Regions from separate parts of the Mus musculus genome. Here region 2 is linked to region 1. A link is a loop called in an ENCODE intact Hi-C map of the cell type or tissue named here. Cell type or tissue: gastrocnemius. All regions are shown on one strand. Links, peaks and the distances in the headings refer to the core of each region. The heading gives the core; the rest is flanking DNA.

Evidence for each region. A loop is a pair of places that touch in the nucleus more often than their neighbours do. Peaks named below come from ENCODE experiments on the same cell type or tissue, not always from the same donor. Only the 100,000 strongest peaks of a DNase experiment are listed, where the experiment ranks them.
Region 2: a loop joins it to region 1, with 2.2 times the contacts of the local background. A loop is called at or near these places in 2 of 42 quality-filtered maps.

What each region holds. Positions count from the first base shown.
Region 1 is chr16:21,405,491-21,417,930 of GRCm38, forward strand. No RefSeq gene overlaps it. Among named protein-coding and RNA genes, the nearest start is that of Vps8, 11 kb to the right of the region's middle. In gastrocnemius, for the core only: a CTCF peak has its summit at 7,345 (motif pointing left); a DNase peak (open chromatin) is centred at 7,338.
Region 2 is chr16:21,233,319-21,245,758 of GRCm38, forward strand. No RefSeq gene overlaps it. Among named protein-coding and RNA genes, the nearest start is that of Mir7680, 17 kb to the right of the region's middle. In gastrocnemius, for the core only: no CTCF peak of the experiment used is centred there; DNase peaks (open chromatin) are centred at 4,684, 5,631, 6,159 and 7,218.

The DNA.
Region 1 (12,440 bases), core at 2,433-10,432:
CCCAGCCTGCAATTCATCACAGCTCTGTGTTCATGCCCTTTGTGACCACATCTTTCTCCAGCAATACCTTTGCATTTTGATGTTAAAACAATATTTTTGCCCACTACATGGCAGTGCTTGGAGCCTTTGCAGAGGCCGTTTATGTCTGCTGTTCCATTTGATCCTAACCAGGCCGCTGTCAGGTAGGCCGAGAAGGTATTATTAGCAGGAGTGATGGTCAAAATATTTAACAGCCCTTCTATTGTAGGCTCAACCAACTGGAATAGATACAGACCCTAGAGAGGCCCTAGAAGCCTCCTTCCCTCCATTAGTGCAGGAAGGGCTGGTGGGGGCAGGGCTGGTGGGGGGCAGGGCTGGTGGGGGCGGGGCTGGTGGGGAGGGAGCAGGGACACCAGGGCAGCTGAGGATGGGAGCTTTGGTGTCAGATGTAAGAATCAGGGGATGGTTGTTTATTGAGTGGTCTGGATGCACTTCTGTTTCTAAAGCACGCTCTTGACTGCACCAAGTAGACCAGTAATCAGTTCCGTTGGGCTGATGTAGAGACTGAGGTTAGGAGAGATTAAAAACCTGCCCAGAATGAGGGATGAAAAGAGGTCTGGAAGTCAGGATGGAGACTCCTTAAGCAGGGCAGGGGCTGTGTCCATGGCTCTGCCCCTGGGCACTGTGACCCCTCTGGGCACTGTGACCCCTCTTCACACTCTGTCACTACGTTTCTTATCTACTCACTATGTCCAAGCAAAGCTCCCTCCTCAGGATCTCCTGCTTTGGTTTCCTCATGTGTCTCCGCCCCTAGGCTTCTCACACTGTCTTCTGTTCCCTAACTGGGAATGGATTCCAGACACTCCGAAGCCTTTGACCTTCCCCAGATGTCTGGCCTGCTGCCTCTCTGTGCTGTGCCCCAAAGCAATCTCACCTCCTCCCAAACCCCCTTACTCACTCGTTCACTCGCTCACTCATTAAAGGTCTTACTGAAGAGCTACCATCCACAAGTTCCTAGACAGTCGAGGGCCTGATACAAAGTTCAGCTTTTGGAAGTCAGGCCTGTCCTTCTGCCACGTAGGTCCTGGGGCTGCACCCAGGTTGTCCGGCTTGATGGTAAGCACCTTTACCTCCTGAGAGAGCTTTCTATGGGCCTAATAGCTATCTCATTTGTGTGTGTGTGTGTGTGTGTGTGTGTGTGTGTGTGTGTGTGTGTCTGTGTGTTATAAAACATCCATCCATCCATCCATCCATCCATCCATCCATCCATGCATCCATCCATCCATCTTCTGGTATTTACCCCTGAGTGCATTATTGGCTTGTGTTATAGACATGTCTTGTCACGCTGCTGCTGCCTAAATTCTCCACCTGAGTATTCGTCATACACTTCATGCAGTGTTAGTCTTCACTTCCAATGGCAAGGTGTTCACCTCTGTAAGTGAAAGTTTTGGGGTCTGCCTTCGTACACACAGGAGGAGCTAGATGAAGACCTGAACATTAATGTCACCGATGCTACCTCACTTGCACCCTGCACTCTCAAGAGCTCGCCCATAACCCCTGCAAGTCTGTCTTCACCGAAATGTGTGTTCCGTCCGTCTCTCATTGCTCCTGCCCCTGTAGATTAAGCTCTACAGCTACAGCCATTACTTTAACCACACACACACTTTTTGTTTGTGTTTTAATCACCTACGCTTCCTTTCCTCTAAGACCTTTGAAATTTTCTAACTGTCCCCTGCACTTCCAGGATAAATTAATTGAGCACATCCTTGTCTCAGGGTCTGCTCCTGGGGAAGATCAAAACACAGGAAGCCTAAGTTTTGCATACCCACTTACATACCACAGCACACTCTTCCTACATCCTTGGAGCACTGCTTTAGTTAAGGCAATATTCAGAATTTGCATTATTATGACTTTGTTATGTTTGTATATGCTGAGCCCAGGGAGTGGCACTATTAGAAGATGTGGCCTTGGAGTGGTGTGTCACTGTGGGGGTGGGCTTTAAGACCCTCATCCTACCTGCCTGGAAGCCAGTATTCTGCTAGCAGCCTTCTGCACTTGATCTTAGCCAAAAGGCCGAGAAGTGATGCTAGCAGCCTTCTGATGAAGATGTAGCACTCTCAGCTCCTCTTGCACCATGCCTGCCTGGATGCTGCCATATTCCCGCCTTGATGATAATGGACCGAACCTCTGAACCTGTAAGCCAGTCCCCATTAAATGTTGTCTTTTATAAGAGTTGCCTTGGTCATGGTGTCTGTTCACAGCAGGAAAAACTCTAACTAAGACAGACTATGTTTCTATTCTTCTTAGTTAAAGAACGTGGTGAAGTATGATTACATTTCTATTTTATTTATTTTCCAAGACTGGGTGTTGTTCTGTTGTCCGGATTGGTCTCAAACTCCTGGAATTATTGAATTCTCTGCCTCCTTCTAAGTAGATGGGATGATAAGTGTGCACTACCCTAAGTACCCACACTTCTTCATAAAGAGCGTCTCCCTGGAGATGCCTGGATTATAGTAGCAAAATAAGTCCTATTGTCTATGCCACCTATGTCCAGAGGAACAGCACCCGAACTGCAGCCCGAGTCTTCCTACTCCAGCAGGACCTGCTGCTCTCCTGGCTGGTCACACAGCTGTCATCCTGAGGATCCCTCATTCTAGAGAGCTCTTTTGTCTATGTATTAATAGCTTTTCCTTTTTTTGTTGGTCTTATGTCTTCATTTGGTCCATTGTAGCTTTATACGGATGGGTATATCGGACAAATTTTTTGAAGCCTGGTATAACCAAAACCATTGTTCTTGTTTATGGGCAGTGCAGAGAATCTGACAACTAGAGGATCCCAAATACAAAATAACGTCTTTCAGAACATAGAAGAAATTGCTTTACTCTCTCTTAGCTCTCAGCATTCCTTTTACGTTTATTTTGCACACATGCATGCTTGTTGGGGGCAGGGGACTGGCTATTTTCTCCTACTACATGGGTCCTGTTTTGTTTTACTCTTTTGGGAGGGAGGGGGTTGCTTTTCATGACAGGGTTTCTCTGTGTAGCCCTGGCTCTCCTGGAACTCACTGTGTAGACCAGGCTGGCCTTGAACTCATGATCTGCCTGCCTCTGCCTCCTTCAAGCATGCGCCACCATGGTCAGCTTGTTTTACTTTACACGGCAATTTATTTTAATGATGCTTACTACTTATATACATGTTATTTTACTATTTTATAATTTACATTTTCACATTTAAAGAGCTCTATTATTTCATTCCAAAGACTTATATGTTACAAATTCTGTATTTTACAATGTTATTGAAGTATATTTTGGATTTCTAAAATTAACTCATTTCAATGTAATGATTTTGAGTAAGTTTGCTGTTATTCAATAATCTCCATAAACTAGGTTTTAGGACATTCTCACCACCAGGTAGATTCCATATGCCCACTCCAGCACTCGTCTAACGTATTCTGAGCCTGAATCCTTTGTAGGTGGCCCAGTTTTTCTCCCTAGATGGTCCTACGTATCTGCTCCTTTGTCTGAGGTTTGAAATATTACAATAAACTAAGTTAATGTGTTTCTTTCTTTTATTGTCCTAGAAAAAATAAATTCTTTTTTTTTGCAAGACTCCCTCCAGCCTTCCCACCTCTTCCTCCTGGAATCCTGTTATGGTGGCATTAATTAGCCCTCTGGAATAATAGTTAAACTCTTTTCCCCTGTAAGAGCTCTTGGCGTGTGTGTTTTGATGGCTTTACTTCTAGGAGACCTCTTCTTTTGTTTTCTTCCAAACACATACATGGTCACACTTTAGCTGTCCTGAGAGCCTTTCTTATTCTCTTACGATCTTTCTTTCTTTCTTTCTTTCTTTCTTTCTTTCTTTCTTTCTTTCTTTCTTTCTTCATTCCTTCCTTCCTTCCTTTCTTCTTTCTTTCTTTTTTGCCTCTATTATTTTTTTTCCATGGGTACAGTGGCTCTCTAGTTTTCAAGGGTTTTAATTATGCTGTTTAATTTTTGTGCTTTTCTGAACTGTTTCTGCTTCCTTTCTCTCCTCCTCCCTTCTCTTCCTCTCCTTCCTCTCCTTCTCTTCCTCCCTCCTTCCCTCCCTCCTTGCCTCCTTCCCTCTCTCCCTTTCCCTCCTTCCCTCCCACTCTTTCTTTCTCCTCCTTGGTCTTTGTTTTTAGACTTTTCTCAGTGTTCATTTAAATACTTTTTAATGAAGCTAAAGTGCTCAGTAAAAGCTGTGTGTGTGTGTGTGTGTGTGTAGATGAGTGAGTGATGTATGTGTAGGACTGTGTGACTGTGTGACTAGTATATGTACGTGTGTGTAAATCTGTGAGTGATGTGTGTGTGAGTGGTGTGTGTGTGTGTGTGTGTGTGTGTAGATCTGTGTGAGTGGTGTGTGTATGTGTGTAGATCTCTGTGTGTGGGGTGTAGATCTATGTGAGTGGTGTGCAGAGCTGTGTGAGAGGTAGGCCATAGCTTAGGGCTATCAGGTAGGAAGCCAGTATTTACTGGTGGGGACTCACCACCTATGGTGGTAACAATAGGTCTTTCTTCTGTTCAATCATACAGCAGGGGCTTCCCTGACCCTTCCCCTCAGGAAGGATGGACACTTTCGCCGACTGCCTGTTTTCTGTACAGTACCTTATTATATCTGTCTGCTGTCTCACTTTATAGACCTCTTGTATTTATTTTGCTGAGTGGAATGGAGAAAGCCTGAGAGGCAAGCTAGGCTGGAAGTGCAGGGCAGACATTCATTTCATAGCAAGGTTTTCAGTCCAAACATCCCATGGGCATCAGAGGTATCAGGGTGTCCATTTCCACACTTGTGGTCACTATTTTTTTGGTTTTGCTTTTCATAACAAATCAGCTCTTGTTTGAAAGCATCTTTGAACCCGCCTTCCTAGCCAGTTAATATTCATCCAACGACTATCCTTTCCCCCACATTGTTTGACACTTCTATTAGCTTCTGTTTCTTCTTATCGTCACAGTCCTGTGGGTTTGTATTTTACTACCTTGTTGTCATACAGGATCTCTTGTATATACCTTTGTCTGTCCTTGAACACTATGTAGACTAAGGCTGTCCTTGAACTCACAGAGATCCACTTGCCTCTACCTCCCAACTGTTAGGATTAAAAGTTTAAAGGTGCTGGGCGTGGTGGCTCACACCTTTAATCCCAGCACTCGGGAGGCAGAGGCAGGCGGATTTCTGAGTTCGAGGCCAGCCTGGTCTACAAAGTGAGTTCCAGGACAGCCAGGGCTACACAGAGAAACCCTGTCTCGAAAAAAACCAAAACCAACCAAACAAAAAAAAACCCAACAACAACAAAAAAAGTTTAAAGGTGTGCACCAGCATGCTTGGCTTGCAAGTCACGTTCTTCCTCCTCCTCCTCTTCTTCTCCCTTCCCCTCCTCCTATTCTTCCTTCTCCTTCTTCATCTTTTTTTCCATGGCAAAGTTTCTCTGGGTAGCTCTCGATGTCCTGGAACTCACCCTGGCCTTGAACTCAGGGATTCACTTGCCTGTGTCTCTACGTGTCCACCACTGCTGCCTGGCATGATTCACTTCTTGCCTCCACACACTTAAGCCTAGCTTACACTGCCAGTCTGGATTGCTTGCTATTCTCCAAATGAGCCCCACCCTTTCTGGTCTCAGCAATGAACTCTGATAGTTTCTGGCATGTTCTTCTCAACTCATTTCCATCCTTCAGAGCTAATTTTAAAGCATTGTATCCATCTGTTTTGCCATTTTGTACCAACAGAAAAAAATTTCTGCCTTCTCATGTGCACTGTATACTCCATCTCTCTAAAGTCACACATTAAGTGTCCATATGTCCATCGCCTCTGCCATCTTGAAGGGAAGGCACACTACCATAATGTCTTTGAATCTCGATCCCTTTCCACCAGCAGTTGAAGTTTCTGTCCACGATGAGCTTTGTATGCTATAGTGATTCCATGGTAGCCATTTTTGTCTGTGTGTTTGCCAATTTGCACATAGATGGAAGGACAGTTTCAGTGTGAAGTAATGTATGCTGTGTGTGTATTTGTAGCATAATAGGGATAGAAAAGGCCTTTTGATCACATTGGTCTCCAGCCCTCGTAATTCTGCAAAGTAGCTCATTGGCTTCCACTTTCAGATGAGGAACACAACACTCTTCTATCTTAAACAGCCTACCAGCAACCCAGAGCCAGCAAACTGCAGCAATGAACTCAAGCATTGATCTCTGGTCTAAAAGTCAGTCAGTCTGTCTGTCAGTCCATCAGTCAGTCTGCCAGTCTGTCAGTCAGTCCGTCAGTCAGTCTGCCAGTCTGTCTGTCTGTCAGTCCGTCAGTCATTCTGTCTGTCTGTCAGTCTGTTTGTGGCTTTGGTACAGCTACTTTCTGTTTTCTTTTTTTTAAATCTTGTGTCCTTGTTAGTTAATCTGAGTGCTTAGCAGATTCCCTCAAATGAGCTACTTCCCCTGCTGTGGAGGAATAGGGAAGTGTGGCTGACTTTCTCTTTCCAAACCCTGTCCCAGAAGCTGAGGTCCCCAGCTTGCTCTGTGGACCCCTGTCTGTCACTTACTGGGCATTGCCTCTCAGCTGGGTATCAGCATGGTTATGCTGTAAAAATTTCAGCTCTGAAGACAGTTCAAATCCTGCCTCTTCCACTTACTAGCTACAAGTGGGGTAAGTAGTATGTCTATGATAGTATGTAAATATTTGTATATATAACATATATATTTATATGTTATCATATACATACATACGTATGTGTATATGTATATATAATATGACCTGAGGTAATGGTGAGAATTAAATGAATAAAGTACTTAGAATAAATAAAACTGCGTAGGAGTGTGTAGTTCTTCATAAGTGCTTCATGTGTTAATGTACTACAACCACATAACTAATCTCATTTACTCTCTGTACCAATCCCATGAGGAAAAATATTTAAGCCGACTTTGCAGCCTATATTACTGATATAATTGAGGTCCTCCTTGACTGTAAAGCTTAAAACAATTATTCTATACATTAGAGAGACAGATGCTATTTGTGGATATTTCTCAGAGTCTTAAAAGTTGGTAACTCTGTGAAGAAGATGGTAGACTTAGTTGGGCTCCAGTGTCAGTCCAGAGAGAATGTGAGTTTCTTCACAGTGTATGGGTAAGAGTCGACAGCCTGGGTTTCAGGGGAGCCAGGGCTCAGCCTGCAGTGCTGTGTGGATTCCTGACGTCCCACCCCACCCTGGCTGGTGTCATTCTCCTCTTTTTTGGTTGAGGTGTGGCACCAGTCATCTCCAAGTGCCTTTCTAGGACCCCTTGTAAAGTCTCCTCGAAGAGCCATGTGTTACTTACTGAATGCCAGCACCATCTGGTGGACATGGGCCATAACCCAAGGCTCTTGCTCCCCACTGCCACCTAGTGGTCATTAAGGCCGTGACGTTTGCTTAGTGTATACATTTTTCTGAAAATCCTTAAACAGGTCACACACGCCATCCCTCTCAGCAACCCGTCTCAGTAAGCAGAGCAAACTAACATGTGGTTAGTTTTCAGAGCAGTTAGGTGAATGGCATGGAGTGACACAGCAAGCTCACTGGCTGTCACAGCCGGGCTTCAAAGCCTCTGAGGTATGAAGCTATGTTTGGAATGACCCTAAATGCTTCCTTTCTTCTTTCTTTTACAGGAGTTTGTGTGTGGTGTGTGTGTATGTGGAAGCCCAAGATTGTTGTCGGGTGTCTGAGGCAGGGTCTGAGTTTAGCTAGCCACTTTGCCCTAAAGATCTCCGGAATCTGCCCCCTGAGGGATTACACTCCCACCCAGCTTCCACATGGGTGCCAAAGATCCAAACTCAGGCAAGTGTTTTATCCATCAAGCCATTCCTAGGCCCTTGGCAGATATTTCTCCAGGGGAGGCCCTACCGTATTCAAGATGTATCTCAGAAGTCATTTCATTTACTCTGAACATACTAACGAGGTTATTTATGAAACACAGAGTGTGGCAGATGTAGGACTTGAACCCAGACTAGATTCCCTCCAACCGGTTTTCTTTTCCTTGGCGCCTGGGGAATTCCTAGCACACAGAAATTTCCTACTCTCCAGAAGGCTGTCGTTCTCCATGATCAAATCTCTCTCCCTCCCCCTCTCTCTGCATGTGTGTGTGCATATGTGTAATGTTCATGCTTATGTGGGTGCATATGCATGTGTGTGCATGTATGAAAGCCAGGACAAGCCTGCATATCATTCCTCAGAAGCAATGTCTACCTTATTTTTGAGTCAGGGTCTCTCTTGAGCCTTGAACTCACCAAATAGGATAGTGGCTAGCCAAGGACCCTGAAGCTGGAACTGTAAGCACACATCACCATGTGTGCAGCTATTTTAAAAACTGGGTTCTGGGATTGAATTTAGGTCCGTCTGCTTTAAAGACAAGCACTTTCCTGACTGAGCCATCTCCTTGACCCAAGCTTTCCCTTTTAGATGGGCTATTGGCATTTAGAATACTTGCTACATTTCCTAGCCTACCTTGAAGCTAACTGTGGGCTAGTAATCAAGCAGGCTTGGCACGTGTAATTTTAGGAAGTTTTAGAAAGGAGGAGGCAGACCTCCTTCTTTGATAACAGCATCTGAAATGGCTTCTAGAAGGCTGGCTAGAAGGCTCAGTGGGTAGGGGAGCTTGTTTGTGCACTGACAGCCTGAGTTATACCCTCCACTCCCTACCCCATGAGAAGACAGGAGACCAACTCTCTGAGATTCACAGTACGTGTGCACCTGCACCCACACAGACTCACACAAATATATACTAAATAAATAAACACAAAATAATTAAAGCAACTGCAGCGACTACTTCCTAAACATCCATCATGTTATCTCCTCCCCTTGAGTGTGCTGAGGGAGCAAATGCAGCATAAAAGAAAGGGGACGCCGGGCGTGGTGGTGCACGCCTTTAATCCCAGCACTCGGGAGGCAGAGGCAGGCGGATTTCTGAGTTCGAAGCCAGCCTGGTCTACAGAGTGAGTTCCAGGACAGCCAGGGCTATACAGAGAAACCCTGTCTCGAACTCCCCCCACCCCCCCAAAAAAAGAAAGGGGAATCACTTCCAACCGAGACCAGTTTTCGAAAGGTTTCAGCTTGTATCACTCACATTCTTGCTGGTTCCTTCTGCTTGCCTGTACAAAGCTACCATGCAGTGAGCTGCTTTATGGAGATGCTCAGACCACAAGGATCTGAGTGCACCTTTGGCACAGGGTGAGCTGAGGATCAGAGGCCCTCAGTCCAACTGACTGCAGCGAGCAGGATCTTGCTAGAAACTATCCAGTTTCTTGAAAGCAGATCCTTCCCAACTTGAGCAGCTGGGCTGATTCCTCGAATGTTGACTTAGGAGAAAGCCTGAGTCAGAGAACCCAGTTAAATTGTGCCTCAATTCCTATCCAGAGGAGCTAGGGAACTGTGGTACCCACACACGGGAACATTGCTATCATTTTGAATGTTTTTCCTCAGCTGACTAGAATTTTTCATATTTTGTGTGTGTGTGTGTCTGTAAGAAGTAACATGTCCTTTTTGCAAGCAAAGCAGTCTCCATGCAGAATGGTAAGGCAGGTCTGGTTTACCGATGATACTCACATTGTTGTTGTTCACCTTTTCCCTGGGACTTTGGTTGTTTAATTCCCAACCCTCTATTATCCTTGCCCTTGGTCAGCCCAGAGCCAAGCCCCAGGTCCCCTTTTCAGCCTTTTTCTGTCACCAAGTTCTGGCAGCAGTCCCAAGACACCAGGCTGAGTTCAAATAAGTCTGCCTTTTTCCTTGTAGGGGTGTAGGCAGGATGAGATGTGCTCATTCTGAAAATATTAGATGGGGGAGTTCTTGAAATGCTTGGGTAACCTTGGTTTCAGCTAAGTGGCCTGGGGCTGCTGCCCTACTCTGCGCTGAGTGGAAGAGGGGCAAGGGATGTGCCAGCATCAATGGGAAAATGAAAAGCCCAAAGTCAGCTTGATACCGAGAACACGGCAGTAGACTACAGACCTCCTTCCTATGACCACGGGAAGCCGTTCCTGAGCCAGCGCCTTATGCCCCGCATGCGAGCAATGTTTAGATATAAAATCTCATTCTAACTAAAATGCAGGAGATTTGGGCCTTTTGAGCTCCCATAGTTATTTCTATTATGGGTCCCTGGCTAGGTATCAGTGACTACTTCTCATTCATGTGTGTTCATGTCATCAAGTATGCTGTCTTGTACATGCAAGCACTCAATAAACTGTTGGGTATATGTTGGGGTGGTCTGTTTGTGCACTGTGTAAAGACTGTCTTTGCATTGTTCAAATGCTGATTTCTGTGCTGGCAGAGAGTAGAGTGCAAACCAGACGTTGGTATTGTTGTTTATATTGCTTTATCATATGTTGTACACATGCCCTCTCTTACGTCCTGATTGGTTTAATAAAAAGCTGATGGCCTATTGCAAAGGCAAAGAGAATAGGCGGGACTTCCAGCTGAGATGGGAACCCTGGGAAAGAGTCGGGGGAGGAGAATTCGCCTGCTGGTCACAGAGGAAGGAGGCTAGGACTGAATGAGAGGTAACTAGCAAGCCTCCTGGCAGAGTTTAGATTAGAATAAATGGGTTAATTAGATTATAAGAGCTAGTTGGGAACAAAAATAAGCAAAAGCCTTGTGCATGCATAATCAATATCTCTGTGTCTTCACTCAGAGCTGGGTCAGGCCTAGAAAGTCATACGGTTGTAGGTATGTTCTAAGGAAGATTCCTCCGTATTTTAATCCTACTTCAGGACACACTCTTAGGCCAGTGATGTTCCCCCTCCTCCTAGTAATACGGACTGCCAGTGTAGAGTTGTTCATTGGCTTCATAAAAATGTCTGGGATTCTTACCACACACCAGGTTGTCCTGAAACCCACTGTTGCCACCATCAACGAGAGTCAAGTCTCTGCTCTATCTGGTCTGTTTCCTGTTCTCCTCTGCATTGAAGCAGGGCCAGGTGGTTGATGTTGGCCAACAGACTAAGCAGAGCGAGCACATCTCATTTACCACGTACAGCTGGCGGGCTTTCTTCTCCTTTTCTTCTCCCTTGAAGAACTCTGAGGCCATGTATCCTGAGACTGGCACCAGATGGAATATTCTGAGTCCCTGGATGGAAGAGGGTAAATGTCCCCATTTTTCTGGTATTTACTTCCCAGACAGTTGCAAAGCCATTGTCCACTGCACTGAACAAAGCCCTGAGTAGTGGACAACTCAGCCATATGGTGACTTTGAAGCAAGACTATGCCAGGCAGAGAGAACATGAGAATGGTGCACGGATTAGCTTGGCTGTCTTACAATCAGTTTTACTTGTGTCGAGCCTACTTGGATGCTAATCAACTAAGAACCTGTGTACTCAGTCTTAATTTATTATTTTTTATTGAAATAGAATTTTTAAATATTTCTTTTTTTCTTAAAGATTTATTTATTTGCTTTATATATATGAGTACACCATTGTCCTCTTCAGACACACCAGAAGAGAGCATCAGATCCCTTTACAGATGGTTGTGAGCCACCATGTGTTTGCTGGGAACTGAACTCAGGACATTTGGAAGAATAGTCAGTGCTCTTAATTGCTGAGTCATCTCTCCAGCCTGAAATGGAATTAAAAAAACCCCCCAAAAAACAAAAAGCAGATTCAGGTTCACAGTGAGATGGAGAGGTGGGTTTAGAAACTGATCGTGTTTCTTGTCTCTGTCCCATATACCCAACCCTTCCTGTGTCAGCATCCCTTGCAAGGGTGGCACATTTGTTATAATAGCTGGATTTGCACTGACATCAGTATCACCCAAGTAAATAGCGTACAACAGGGCTCACTCTTGGTGTCTTATGGGTTTGACAAATGCACATTGATTGACACATAGCTGCCATCTTAGTAGCATGCAGCATAATTCCATGACCCTCTGTGCTCCAGCCAGGCTGTCGTCCCACGCTGCTTCTGATGTGCAGGCACCCCCTGCCTTCAGCGATGAAGTGAATGACTGTAGATAGCTACTGTAGTAGCTACTGTAGATAGGAGACAGTGGGTCTGGATCATGCTCTCCATCCTTCCTGTGCTGATTGCTGTCCTTAGGGTGGCCAGACCCGGCTGGTTCCCAAGGCTCATGTGGAGCTTTGCCCACCACTTGACGGAATTTCTACTTAGTCACTATTTGCTTAAAACTTCTATTCTGAAGAGACAAGTTACATAATTGCAGACACTCTTCCCTATCTCACTGACCTAGGCTGACTTTGATGAATAATGTGTTTTAACTCAAAGCATTCTCTGAATTCTAAATAGCTCTTTCTGGTACTATTTCCAAAGGCTAGAAAAAAAATCATATCAATATTATGTATAGAACAATTCAATATGTAAGTGGACACTACATTCACCTTTCTTTTTAAACGCCAAATTGCTCTAAACATTGCTATGTTTAGAGACTCATCAGACAAGTCTCCTAGAACAAACGTGAGTGTTGTTCAGATCTCTCATGGGGGGAA
Region 2 (12,440 bases), core at 2,203-10,202, 170 kb before region 1:
GAATGGTTGGGTGGATGAGTGATAGGAACACAGAAAAAGTGCTATGTGGTGGGTGGATAGATGAATGTCAGGGAGAATGGGTATAGACAGATGGTATACGGATGAGCGAATTCACAGACAGGTGTAGAGGATGTTGTGTAGCTGCTTCCTCTAACTTGAAGCACTTTCCCCTGGAAGGAAGAAGGATGCTCATAAGATTCAGGAAGTAAATGAAACCTATAAAGCTCAGTTAACTGCTGAAAGATTCACAAGGCCTCCCTGAGGCTACCTAAGCAGTAACAGTCTCAGGAGAGCTGCCCTACCACCTCTGGTAGAGCTGCTTACAAGTGGCACAGCTTTCCAAGAGTGCAACTTTCAAGAGTTGTCACTTGGAGCCAGACATAGTGGCACACTCATTTCATCACAACATCCCAGAAGTAGAAACAGGACAGGTCTCTGGGAACTCAAGACCAGCTGGTCTACAAAGGTAAGTTTCAGGTCAGATAGGACTACACAAGGAGATCTTGTCTTAAAAAAAAAAAAGTCTTTACCAGGTACTGGAGGAATGGAGAGATGCCTTGCCCTTAAGGACACTTGCCATTATAACATTAGGAGGCTCACAACTGCCTGTGACTCCAGCTCGAGAATCTGACACCCTCTTCTGACCACTGTGGGTCACCTCAGTCATGCAGGAACACGAGTACATGCACATGCATGGGCATGTGCACACATACACACAATCAAAAATAGAGTCTCAAGAGTCTTCACCTATGCTGGAATGGGCTTATCAATGATGCCGCGCTCCTATAAGTAACCACAATGAACTCACCAGCTCACACTAAGCCAGACTGGAGTGAAATCATTTCATCGGTGCCCTATCTGGGGTGAATGAATAGACATTTGTTCATAGCTCTCCAGCTTACACAATAATGGGTAAAGGAATAGACCAACGATTGACTGGAGAGATGAGGGAGTAGGAAAGTGGCTATCTAAGCATGAATGAGATGGTAGATAAACAGATGAACAGGAGTCAGATGAATGAGTTAATCGATGGAAGAATGGATAGAGAGTAGGAGAGGATGGATGGTGGGGTGGCAGGTGGCTGGAGAGATGGATAAGAAAAGCCTCAAATTATCATCCCTCTTCTTTTCCAGTCCTTCATCTCCCACTGCCACTAGAAACCGGGGGCAGCCGAGTTTGCTCTTTACTTCTTCCCTGTACAGACATCCTAGAAAGGTCTCCAGCCAGCCCCATTCCTTTCTTGCTCTTCTGTCTTGATGCTTATGGGAAGTACTTAGGAACAACCAGCCCAGCGTTCCCTCTGTTCCCCGTTGCCTCTTAATTGTCTTAAGTCTAGATCTCCATGACCCAGAGAGATGTCAGGGCTGAAGTTGGTACTTAAGTGGGGAGTCTTACCCAACACCCCTGGAGGTGGTATGGACACAGTGACTGGGGAAAGGAGGATATCTCAGTGGACTGGCAGGAAGGTCAGGTCACTCTCTTAGGGAGGTAGTTTGGGAAGTAGCACGGAGGCAGAGTTAGAATGTAGTTAGAAGTAGAGGCGCTGCCTAGCCCCACCCTGCAGTCAGAGAGACCCAGCTGCAGAACTTCACTTCTGTCCCACCACCTGGGACACGAGCAATCTTTGGGGATTTGCTCTTAGCCTTCCTGACTCTCTTTACCTCCACAGCAGCAACCAGTCGCTTCATCTGACAGAAGAGAGTGACAAGACAATGCAGAGAAACTCTGAAGGCTTCCAAGAAAGAATAAGCATATAGATTTCCTGGGGAGGGGGGTGAGAATAATCCTAGGAGCCCATGCTCTGGGTCTGTTTAGAGAGAAGTGAGGGCTGAAACATATGGCACCGGCAGGGCATTGCAGGGGCCCAGCCTGACCACTGGGCACCGGCTCACCTTTGCGGAGGCCCAGCGTGAGAAACACATTCTGCCTCCAACCCTGAAGGCTCAGGTCCCTGGAGCTTTTCCAAGGTTTGAGCAGGATTGCAGATTGGCAGGAGCAAGCCTTGGAGCCCCTCCCCCAGCCTGGTCCTGCCTACTCGTACCTCCCACACCTGTTGCCAAAGGGCAGGGCACCCAACTCCCAGAACAAAAAAGGGCTGCTTGTGGTGGAGGATGAATCACGGAGAGCCTGGACCTCACTGAGGCACAGCTGGCTAATGGACACCGTCCTTCTGCTGGCTTCGCCTTTCTTGTTCATTTTCTCTCCACCATGTTGGCCTGTTTCACATGGGATAGTGGCCTGGAAGTTGTCACAGATATCCGCAATATTAAAGAGCTGAACTCAATCTAAAAAAATATCATTTTCATTTTTGTTTTGTTTTGTTTTGTTTTTGAAGACAGGGTTTCTCTGTGTAGCCCTGGCTGTCCTGGAACTCACTCTGTAGACCAGGCTGGCCTCGAACTCAGAAATCCACCTGCCTCTGCCTCCCAAGTGCTGGGATTAAAGGCGTGCGCCACCAAACCCGGCCCATTTTCATTTTATTTTCCTCAGAAGATAGTTTCTCTTCTGTCCTTAAGAGTCCAGTGGTGAGATGGCTCAGTGGTTAAGAGCACTGGCTGCTCTTCCAGAGGTTCAGAGTTCAATTCCCAGCACCCACATGGCAGCTCACAACTGTCTATAACTCTAGATCAAGGTATCTGACACCCTAACACAAGCACACATGCAGGCAAAATACCAAATGCACATAAAATAAAATTGAAAGAAACAAAAATAATCCAGCATTTTGACCTGGTGATGGAGGCAGAGGAAGGCAGATCTCTGAGTTTGACCAGCCTGGTCTACACAGTCAGCAAGGGTTACAGAGAGAAGCCTTGTCTGGGTGCAGGGGGTGGCAGGGGCACGGAATTTAGGTCTTTGAATAGGTTTCAGTGGAGGTCATAAGGCAGAATCGTCAGACCTAAATCTGGGTGTGGTGTTGGGTACTTTTGGGTTTCATAATACAGATGATTCCTGACCACCTTGCTGTGGGTGGCAGAGGTCACTGTGCACTAACTCAGCGCCATGTAGAGCTTAAAAAACATGTAATGTAGAAGATACTTGCTTCAGAAATATCCCTGACAGCAACAGCCTCAACTGTGATTCAAGTGACAAACTTTTTGATGGCTTTGTCCTTGGATGTGCATTAGGCAATCTGTACATTGAACAAGCTGCATATGACCGTAACCCCTTTTGGCATAATTTATTTTGTATTTGTTATTATTTTTTTATTTTACATTTTTTGAAACTGTCTTAGTCACTGTTCTATTGCTGTGAAGAGACACCATGACCACAACAACTCTTATAAAAGAAAGCATTTAATTGGTGGCTTGCTTACAGTTTCAGAGGGTCAGTCCATTATCAAGGCAGGGAGCATGGCAGTAAGCATGACATTGGAACAGTAGCTGAGAGTTCTACATCCTAATCTACAACAGGGAGAGACTGGGCCTGGCACGGGCTTTGGAAACCTCAAATCCCACCCCCAGTGACATGCTTCCTCCAACAAGGCCACACCTCCTAATCCTTCTCAAATAGTACCACTCCCAGACGACTAAGCACGACACTATATCAGCCTTTGGGGGTTCTTCTCATTCTAACCACCACAGAATCCAAGAGTCCAAAGAGGTACTTTCAAACCCTAAGATAGGTCTTGGGCAGTGATGGCACACACTTTTAATGCCAGCACTCAGGAGGCAGAGGCAAGCGAATCTCTGAGCTGGAGGCCATGCTGGTCTACAGAGTGAGTTTCAGGATACACAGAGAAACCTTGTTTCAAAAACCAAATCTAAAACAAACAAACAAAAAAGCTTTGGAGACACTTTTTGTTAAAATGTACAAACTGGCCTGGAATCTGTAATCCTCCTGCCTCAACCTCTGAAGTAGGTAGAATCCCAGGCATGCACCACCATGCCCAATTTCACACCAGACCTCTGTTTGTGTGTGCATATACTCACCCATGCAGGCATATGTGGAAGCAGAGGCTGGTATCAGAATGGCTTTCTCAATCACTTTACCTTATCTTCTGGAGCTTGCTGCTTAGGTTAGACTGACTGCGTTATGAGCCCTAGGGCTGACCAATCTCTGACACCCAGCTGGGGTTACAGATGCTTAGTGCTATGTCAAAACTCTGGGCCTCATGCTTCTGAGCCAACTCCAGCCCCATGTATTAGATGTCTTGTGTATATTCATTCCCATAGCAAATCCACAAGTGTGATCCTACTGCCTTCTGCTCACAGACAAGGACAGTGAGATTCAAGGCAGTAACTTTTCCAATGTCACATATCTGGTAAGAGTTAGACCCTGCTGGTGTATGCCTTTAATCCCAGGACACAGGAGACAGAGGCAGGCAAATTTCTGTGAGTTCGAGGCCAGCCTGGTCTACACAGTGAGTTCCAGAACAACCAGAGCTACACAGAGGAACCCTGTCTAAAAGAAACAAACAACAACAACAACAACAACAACAACAACAAATTAGAGCCAGGATTTGCACTCATGATTCTGATCCTGATTAGAGTAAGTGACTTAGGCTCTGAAGGTCTGAAGGAAAAGGTTAAAGACTGTCTCAGCATGGGAGGATTGGGGCACAATTATGTTCGATGCAGCACCAGGGCCTCGCCACACACTGATCTGCGCCAGGAGCCCCAGTGCTGCATGAGTGGAATGAAGAAGCTGAAACAATGCCAGCAGTGCCAGCCCTGGCCTGGCCCCCACCTGAGAGCTCAGGAAATGACACACCTGAGCTGTGATGTAGGTCTTTGGACCAGGCATCTCTCCCAGGGGAAGGGTTTGAGGATGGCTGCTCTCAGCTTTTGGGGGGAGTGGGGATGGGGTGGGTAACAGCAGACTTCCAGGCTGCTCTCCTCAAGCTTACCCCCACAGTGCAGTGTGGTAGCACACAGGTCTATGGAGCCTAGGGTCTGGGCTGTAGGCTTACTGTGTGCTCCAAGACTATCTGCTAAATATCTCTGGGCTTCCTACTTGCCTATAAGCCAGAAATTGTTTTCCTGCCTGTCTTATGGATGAAAGGAGTGAGGAAAGATATCTCTTACCCCTGGGGTCTGACACTGGGTCAGGACACAGTCTCTGGGAAGAGGTGGGAACGTGTACTCTGCATGGTGTCTCTGTGAGAAGAGTCAGGAAGCGTGAAACAGCACCCAGGGGGGCGTCTGTAATTTATTTTCACAAGTATAGCTGTTCCTGTAGACAGCTTTCTGTGGATGTTCCTGTGTCTGAAATCCAGCCTTCTCAGCTCCTAGAGGCAGGGAGTGTGTCAAGGCAGGACAGGTAATAGATAGGGATGGGCAGTGGCCTCCACTGTGGACACAGCTGTACAAGGCTCTAGGTTCACCTGCTCCTGGTCCAAGGGGGTGGCCAGCTGAGCTCCAGCTCGAACATGCTCAGTGGGGAGAGCCAGAGATGACAGTGACCAGCCATTAGGGTCTGTGTTTGGGACTGCAGAGGGAGAGCAGCATGGAAGTCCAAAGTGTCACTCCGAGGAGATTTGCTCTGGGTTACCCCTCTCCTACACCAACCTTGGCTTGGCAGGAAGGAGGCTGGGGGAGGGGTGGGCAGAACTTCACAGAGGGGGAGGCAGGAATTCTGTTGGAAATCATTCAAATGAGGCTATGAAACCAAAACCCTGTCTCAGAACAAATTGGCCAGATTTGGCCTGGAGCCGGGGTGCAAACACAGTGGAGGAGGTTGGGCCCTGGCTGAGGCCGGGAGGGGTTGAACAGAAAGAAGCCCAGTGTGTGGCCCCGGGAGCTTGGGCTTTGGCTGAGATGAGTAAAAGGAACAGTCATCGCTGTTTCCTGCCTGTGAGCTGCCTGTCAGGGCAGAGGAGGGGGAAGGCAGGGTACCCCAGCCACCTCTCTCGCCTGGTCTGGAAGGAGGACCTGGTCTACCACTGATGCCCTCCGTGACTCTCCACATCTCTTTGCTTGCCTCTATTTCTGCAGTCTGCTCCCAGAAGATCCCCCATCCTACCAAGTATTCAAGCCTTTAAGTTCACCTTTGAGGCCCAGACTCGAAAAGGGTGAATCTGTCAGGGGCTAGGTGGGAAGAATCCCCGATCTGTGGCCTTAGAGATGCCAAAAGGGGGGTGGTTCTCATTCTTGTGCCACAAGGAAGGCTTTGGTGCCACTCACCAGGGCACAGTTGCCAGAGCCTGGCACTCCTGTCTGCAGAATGCCTGGAGATAAGCACAGAGAAGAAATGGGGGAGGGGTGGTAATAGGTCGCCACTAGGGCCAGGCAAGATCCTGTGTGAAGGAAAACCAAACCTCTAGACTTCATCAAAGGAACTTCTGTGTGAGGGAGGGCACCTTGGAGAGATCATTTGGGTTCATGCTGCCTAGAGAGGGATGAGAGAGGTGGTTAGGAACAGTCTGAGAGGCCAGTGACAGGATCCAGGACAGTAGGTTCGTCCTCTGGCACTAGCTTCCTGGCCAGCCATCACACTGTGTCTGACTCTTCTGAGGGAAAACGGGGTTCTTTGCCATGCCAGTCCTGGCTCTCGTCTCTTAGATCAAGGACGAAGACACAACCTCAGAACCAGGTGAAGCAGGACTCTAGCCCAAGCCAGTATGTGCTGTCCTGACTAATGTCCCTATCCTGCTGTCACCCTGGGGGTCTGCTGGCCTTCTGCCCTGCAAACACTACTCCTCATTCAAGGTGCTGCTTGTGTTCCATGACAATCCCTCCTGCTTTCTGACTCAGCCTGTGACCCCTCCTCAACTCTTTCTGGCCACTAACTACCAGAGAACGGTCTCCCCCTGACTGCCTCCATAACAGGCGTCCCGGAGGCTCCCACCTCAGCAGTGTCTCTCCCAAACCCTTTCTGCTTTCCTCTCCTTGTGAAATTCAATGGCTTCCCTGACCTTCCCCCTCAGAGTATGGGTCTCAGTCTTGTTTATTCCTGTCCTGTCCTACCTCAAAGAGTTCCCAGGGTTCCCTCTGCTCTTTCTAAGTTCTCTATGGAGTTCCCAACCAAGCTCCCAACAGCAACTTCTCAAGGAATGAGAAGGGACCCTCTTGACTCCTGATGGATAGAATCTTATTTCTAGCTCTTCTTCTGGGATTGGGCTGGGCTTGGACCTCTCCTCTCAACCCCTTCCTTTTAACTGAGGAGGGCCACAGGGGTGGTGAGAGAGTTAGAGAGAAATAGGAGGGGTAGGAGAGGTGGGGGAACCAGTCCCGTGTTGTTCTTGGCTTGGAGCCCCCAGCCCCAGGGAAATCCTGACTCTGTGGAAAACTGAGCAGGCAGTCAGGCAAGGGAGGGGTTGGGGGGAAGAAGAGGAGGAGAGGGAGGAGGATCAGGGCTCAGTGTGAGGTGGGGACTCCTTTCATAAATCAATCCCACCAGCCTCTCAGGCCTGACAAAAACCAGAGACCCAGGATCCCTTGGGGGTCAGGGCTGGGGAAGGGGCACAGACCCTGGATGGGCTGTAGAGGAGGAAGGGCTCGCTGAGGACAGCACCCGGCTGCAGCACCCCACCCCCAACACCATCAACAGGTGTGTGTGGTGGCAGGGGTCTCTGAAAACAACATCATGACTGCCAGCAGAACTGGGGTGGCTGTGACAGATTGACAGGGGAGCGCCCCCCACCCCCACCCCCACTTGCCACTCACAACATTTTTATGGCCCAATTCAGGCCTGGCTCAACTGCTAAGGCATTGACATTAGGTTATTTCACCTTTGCAGGCCTCCATCTCCTCAGTAAGGAGCTGCTGTGGGCCTGTGAGGGGGGAATGACTATTGCCAGAGGCAGAATCCCACTTTTCCATCCTGATGGCTTCTCTAGCTTTCTCAATCCTTGCTAGAAAAAAAAAGGATCATTGTCTAGAGCTAATGGGTCAAAGGTTAGGAGTCTGGACTCCACCACTTGGTAAATGTGGCCTTGTGAGATTCCAGAGCCCTTTAGATTCACAGTTTATATCTGAAAGGTGAATGTCAAAATGTGGCTTTGGCAGGGCTGTCTGCCAGTGGCTAATGTATGTGAAGTCCTGGCAGCACACATTCCCAGTGTAAGGTCTCTCAGAGTCTATCTCTCAGGCATCTGCAGGGCTCACAGCCTTCTCAAAGTAGCTTCTCTCCTTTAATTCTTTTTTTTAATTAATTAATTTATTATCTGTAAGTACACTGTAGCTGTCTTCAGACACTCCAGAAGAGGGAGTCAGATCTCGTTACGGATGGTTGTGAGCCACCATGTGGTTGCTGGGATTTGAACTCCTGACCTTCCGAAGAACAGTCGGGTGCTCTTTCCCACTGAGCCATCTCACCAGGCCCCTCTCCTTTAATTCTTAATCATTCATGAGAATCAAGGGGCTACAGCTTCCAGTTCAGCATTGTGGCAAACCATTCCAGCCCATCCCACAGCACTCCCACCTCTCTTAAGTGATCCTTGAGTCTCTTGTCCCCACTCATCACACAAAGGCCAGCACCTCCACTTGGCCACCGCCTCAGTGGGACAGAGTAACTCTGGGAAGGTATTGCATAATCAATAAACACGTACTTGGATATAAACTGTCCTAAGCAGCCACTGACCGTGCCTCCAGTGAAGGTCCAGCCTCAGCCATTTACTGGGCCCTCATCCTAGGGAATTCACTATGTAGACCAGGTTGTCCTCAGATTCAAAGAGATCAGCCTGCCTCTGCTTCTTGAGTGCTGGGATGAAAGCTCTGTACCACACCTGGCATAAGATTCCTTTCAAGTTCTTCCTTCACCCTGTCCCATCTGGAGTCCTGTGGTGACTGAAAGTCAATACCACCTTGCAATGGCTTCCTGTCCCTGTTAGGGACACTCGGTGTCAACCATATACTGAAATCACCCATCAGAATAGGGATTCACATTTGAAGTTAATGCTGTTCTGAGAGAAACACAGCCATGCATTTGGTCCATAGATAATGTTTCCTTGCAACTATGTCGTGCTCTGACTTTCCAGGAAAATGTGACCAACCCATCTCTATGACCAATCTATGATTCTCCTCCCTTGGCAGGTATCCCTTCTTCTCCCGCTGTCAGGACTCTTTCCTCATAGGAAATCCTTGGAGTGTAGTTAGTGGTTGGTTAGTAGGTGGGCAGACACTGTCCCCTGGCTACTGTAGGCCCTTACCATTGAGTTCAGACAAACCTACTGGGCCAAGCCAGTTTAGCCAGAAAAAGCCAGCAGGAGGCTGGTCTAACTAACCTCCTTAAAACACTTGGAATCTATTGTTTATTCTTTTCCCCAATGACTGCTGACTTCCAGGACCTTATGCCTGCTGCAGTCCCACGAGTCCATGTCCCAGGGTGTAGGGGCAACAGAATCAAATTCACGGGCCTCCAGATTGCTGGCTGACCCTCATATAGGACAGAATTCTGTGACCTGAAGGCACGGGCTGCTAGTGTTTGTGGGCATGTGAGAAGACCAGAGGAAGGGGTGGCTGACGAGTGAGAAAATGATCCTTGCCCAGGTCAGTCTTATCTAGAAGCCAGCCTCTGAGAACTAAGGCAATGCTGGCCCTTTGGGCCTCAGGCCTCTTGCTTGCTAGGTCTCGCATTTACTTGGGTTGATCAAGGTCTGTGACTCCTCTAGCCACCTCAGCTGTGAATGGCTTAGAAAGCAGTTCTCAAACAGCAAGGTCCTTCTGCAACTTCCACAACAGGTGGGCTTGCAATCTCTGCTTGATCGCTCCCAAGGATGGGCACCCATCGCCTGCCTGTCAAGGCAGCTGAGAGGTTCAAAGTGGAGGGTATCCAGCAAGCATTTCTTTCTGACCCCTCTGTGGAAGCGCAGAGGGGTCAGAGAGCACAGCTGTGGCTAGACATCCATGCGGGAGGGAGGTGGGCAGGGCTGCCGGCTTCGGGTGAGGCACAGGCTTCTGGAAAAGAGGCTACAGGCAGGGAGACAAAGGACAGGGTTTGAATCACCACTTGGCCGTAACTCTCTGTACAGCCTTAGGAGGTTTCGCCTCTCTTCACCTCAGTTTTCACAGCTACAAATGTGGTAGGATGGGCTTCAGGCTGGTAGGATGCTCCCCCTGGTGAAAGCCACTCTTCTGTAAGTCTGAATGTCTGGCACTGGTCTGCAGGGGCTGGGCTGGCTAGAGAGAATGAGCCCTGTGTGGGGCGGGACAAGGTCCCTTTTATTTCTCCAGGCTTTGGCAGGAGCCTACAACCACCCCCTCTCCCACCAAGGTCAAGCGGACACTGACCTGGGGGGTATAGCTGCCTTGAACAGTTGGGGGTCAGGAGCTGGTGTCTCAAGCTACAACAGCGCTGTGTGCTTTGTGTTCCTCACAGCAATCCCAAGTCTTTCTTCCTTCCTTGATGAGGCCCCACTGGCCCTGGTAGCAAACAGGTCTGCCACCTACAAACCCAATGGCCTTGAGCAGGTCATTTGCCCTCCTGATCTGGGGTTTAGTGACTCTGATGGCCACCCTGCATGGCTCCAGGGAACAAACAGCTTGCATGCTTCAGGAAGACCTCCTGTGCTGTTCAACATCAGAGAGAGAGAGGCCTTTGAGGCAGAGGTGCCAAGGAACTGAGATGAGTCTGGACCTGCCCCTGATGTCACAGTCTTTCTGCCTGTCTGTCTTCCTGTCTGTCTATTGGGGCATTGGAGGCCCTTGGGTCCAAGGCTCTAAAATGTGGACAATTTAAGGCAGCCAAAGCAAACCTTCCACTTGCTCTGTTTGTGCCAAGAGCTGAATCTCTCCTGGCTTGATGGGTTCCAGGTGTGCTCTGTGCTCTGCCTCAGTGGATCTGGTTGTGGCAATACTATCTGTGATGCTGCCCCATGGGCTGGGAAGACTCAATGAGGCCAGACCTCTCTAGCCTGGCCTCCAGCCTTTGCAAACTGTAAAGCTGGATCAGGCCCTACCCAGAATGGTGGGAGAGATGATAGCCATCTGCTCAGAGGGTCCATGGTTCAAAGCCAGGAGGTGCTGTCCACATATCCAGCAGCACACAGGGGAGGGCCCCAGATTCCTCCTGCCTTGACCTCAGGAGGTGGGAGCTATCCAGACAATTTTCACAGATCCATAAAACTGACTTAGTGGGAGGTCAACTGTGGGAGTGGCTCCAAGGAACCAGGTGGGAGCCCAGAGGGCACCAATGAGGTTTCTTTTATTGCCATTATATATTAATTATCGTGTGACAGCCATTGCTTACTAACTGCTATGTGGGCTTGCGTGTGTGATCATGATGGCACCTGAGGGGTTGCCTCAACCCTTCTCTTTTTGAAATTATTATCATTATTAATTTTAGCCTCTGTGTTCTCAGTAGTCATCCCATAACACAGTGTTATTGCTACAGCTTCTTAAAGCGCCTACTGGCTACAAGTGTAACACCAGGGTGTAATTACAAACATATTATATTTATATTTGGCTAATTCTGCCTTCTTCCAGACTGTAAGCTCCTGAAAAGGCAGTTGGCTGCGTGCTAGTTTCTTGCTTCAAGTTATAAGTACCGGAACAAGTCTGGTGACTGCAGTTATGGATGAACCATCGAACCCCAGTCAGGAAGGAGGCACCAAAAGGTGAGACAGGACTACTCTGTCCTGTCCCTGGGGGCTGGGAAAGGGGACAGTGGGAGAAAGAGGCTTTCGGAGTTGGTGTGGAGCTGAGCTGGGAGGCCACAGCGTTGACAGAGAGATACCATCCTTGGTGAAGCAGGTGCAGGTCTGGGACAGAGCAGCTGGACAAGGCCTCTGGCCCCACCCAGAGGGGAGCTGCACCTCTGGCCCCAGGAAATCCAAGGGAGTCTGAGGATCCAGCTCTATCTTGCATCATAAGACCCTCAAAGTCCAGAAGAGCCACCAGCTCTCTCTCTCTCTCTCTCTCTCTCTCTCTCTCTCTCTCTCTCTCTCTCTCACACACACACACACACACACACACACACACACTCAAAAGGGCATTCTGCAAAGACGTCAGTGTTTAGGCCATTTGGGGAACAAGGTGGAGGCAGGGTCTGATTCCTGAAGGTGTAGGATGGATTTCCCCAGCTTGGGTCCTTTCTGATTTTAATCTCTACCTCAGTTTCCATTCCCTTATATCTACAGTGGGATGGAAACCCTCCCTTGGGTGTTGGTCCCACCGCTCTGGGTCTGCTCTCACCCCCAGCATGGGGTGGGGTGGGACTTACTGCCTGGGTCTCAGCTTCCACATCTGTCATACAAGAAGGGTGACTCCCATCTTCTTGAAGGCCCCTTCCAGCTCCAACTTGCTTGGTTCTATTCTGAGAAGAGAGCCCCACCTCTGGGGAGGGGGAGCATGAACATTCTTTCAGCTGCGATTCAACCCGGGCACATGTTTGCCCAGCCCCATCCTTCACATTTAGCCTGTAGCTGTTGCCACGATGGGCACGCCCTTGGCACCGCACTCTCTTCCCTCCCCCACGAGCCAGAGCCACAGGTGGGTGGCTCGCTTCTTGTGATGCCTAGGGGGATTGGAAGGACAAAACAAGGGGATGGGAAAGAAGAGGGA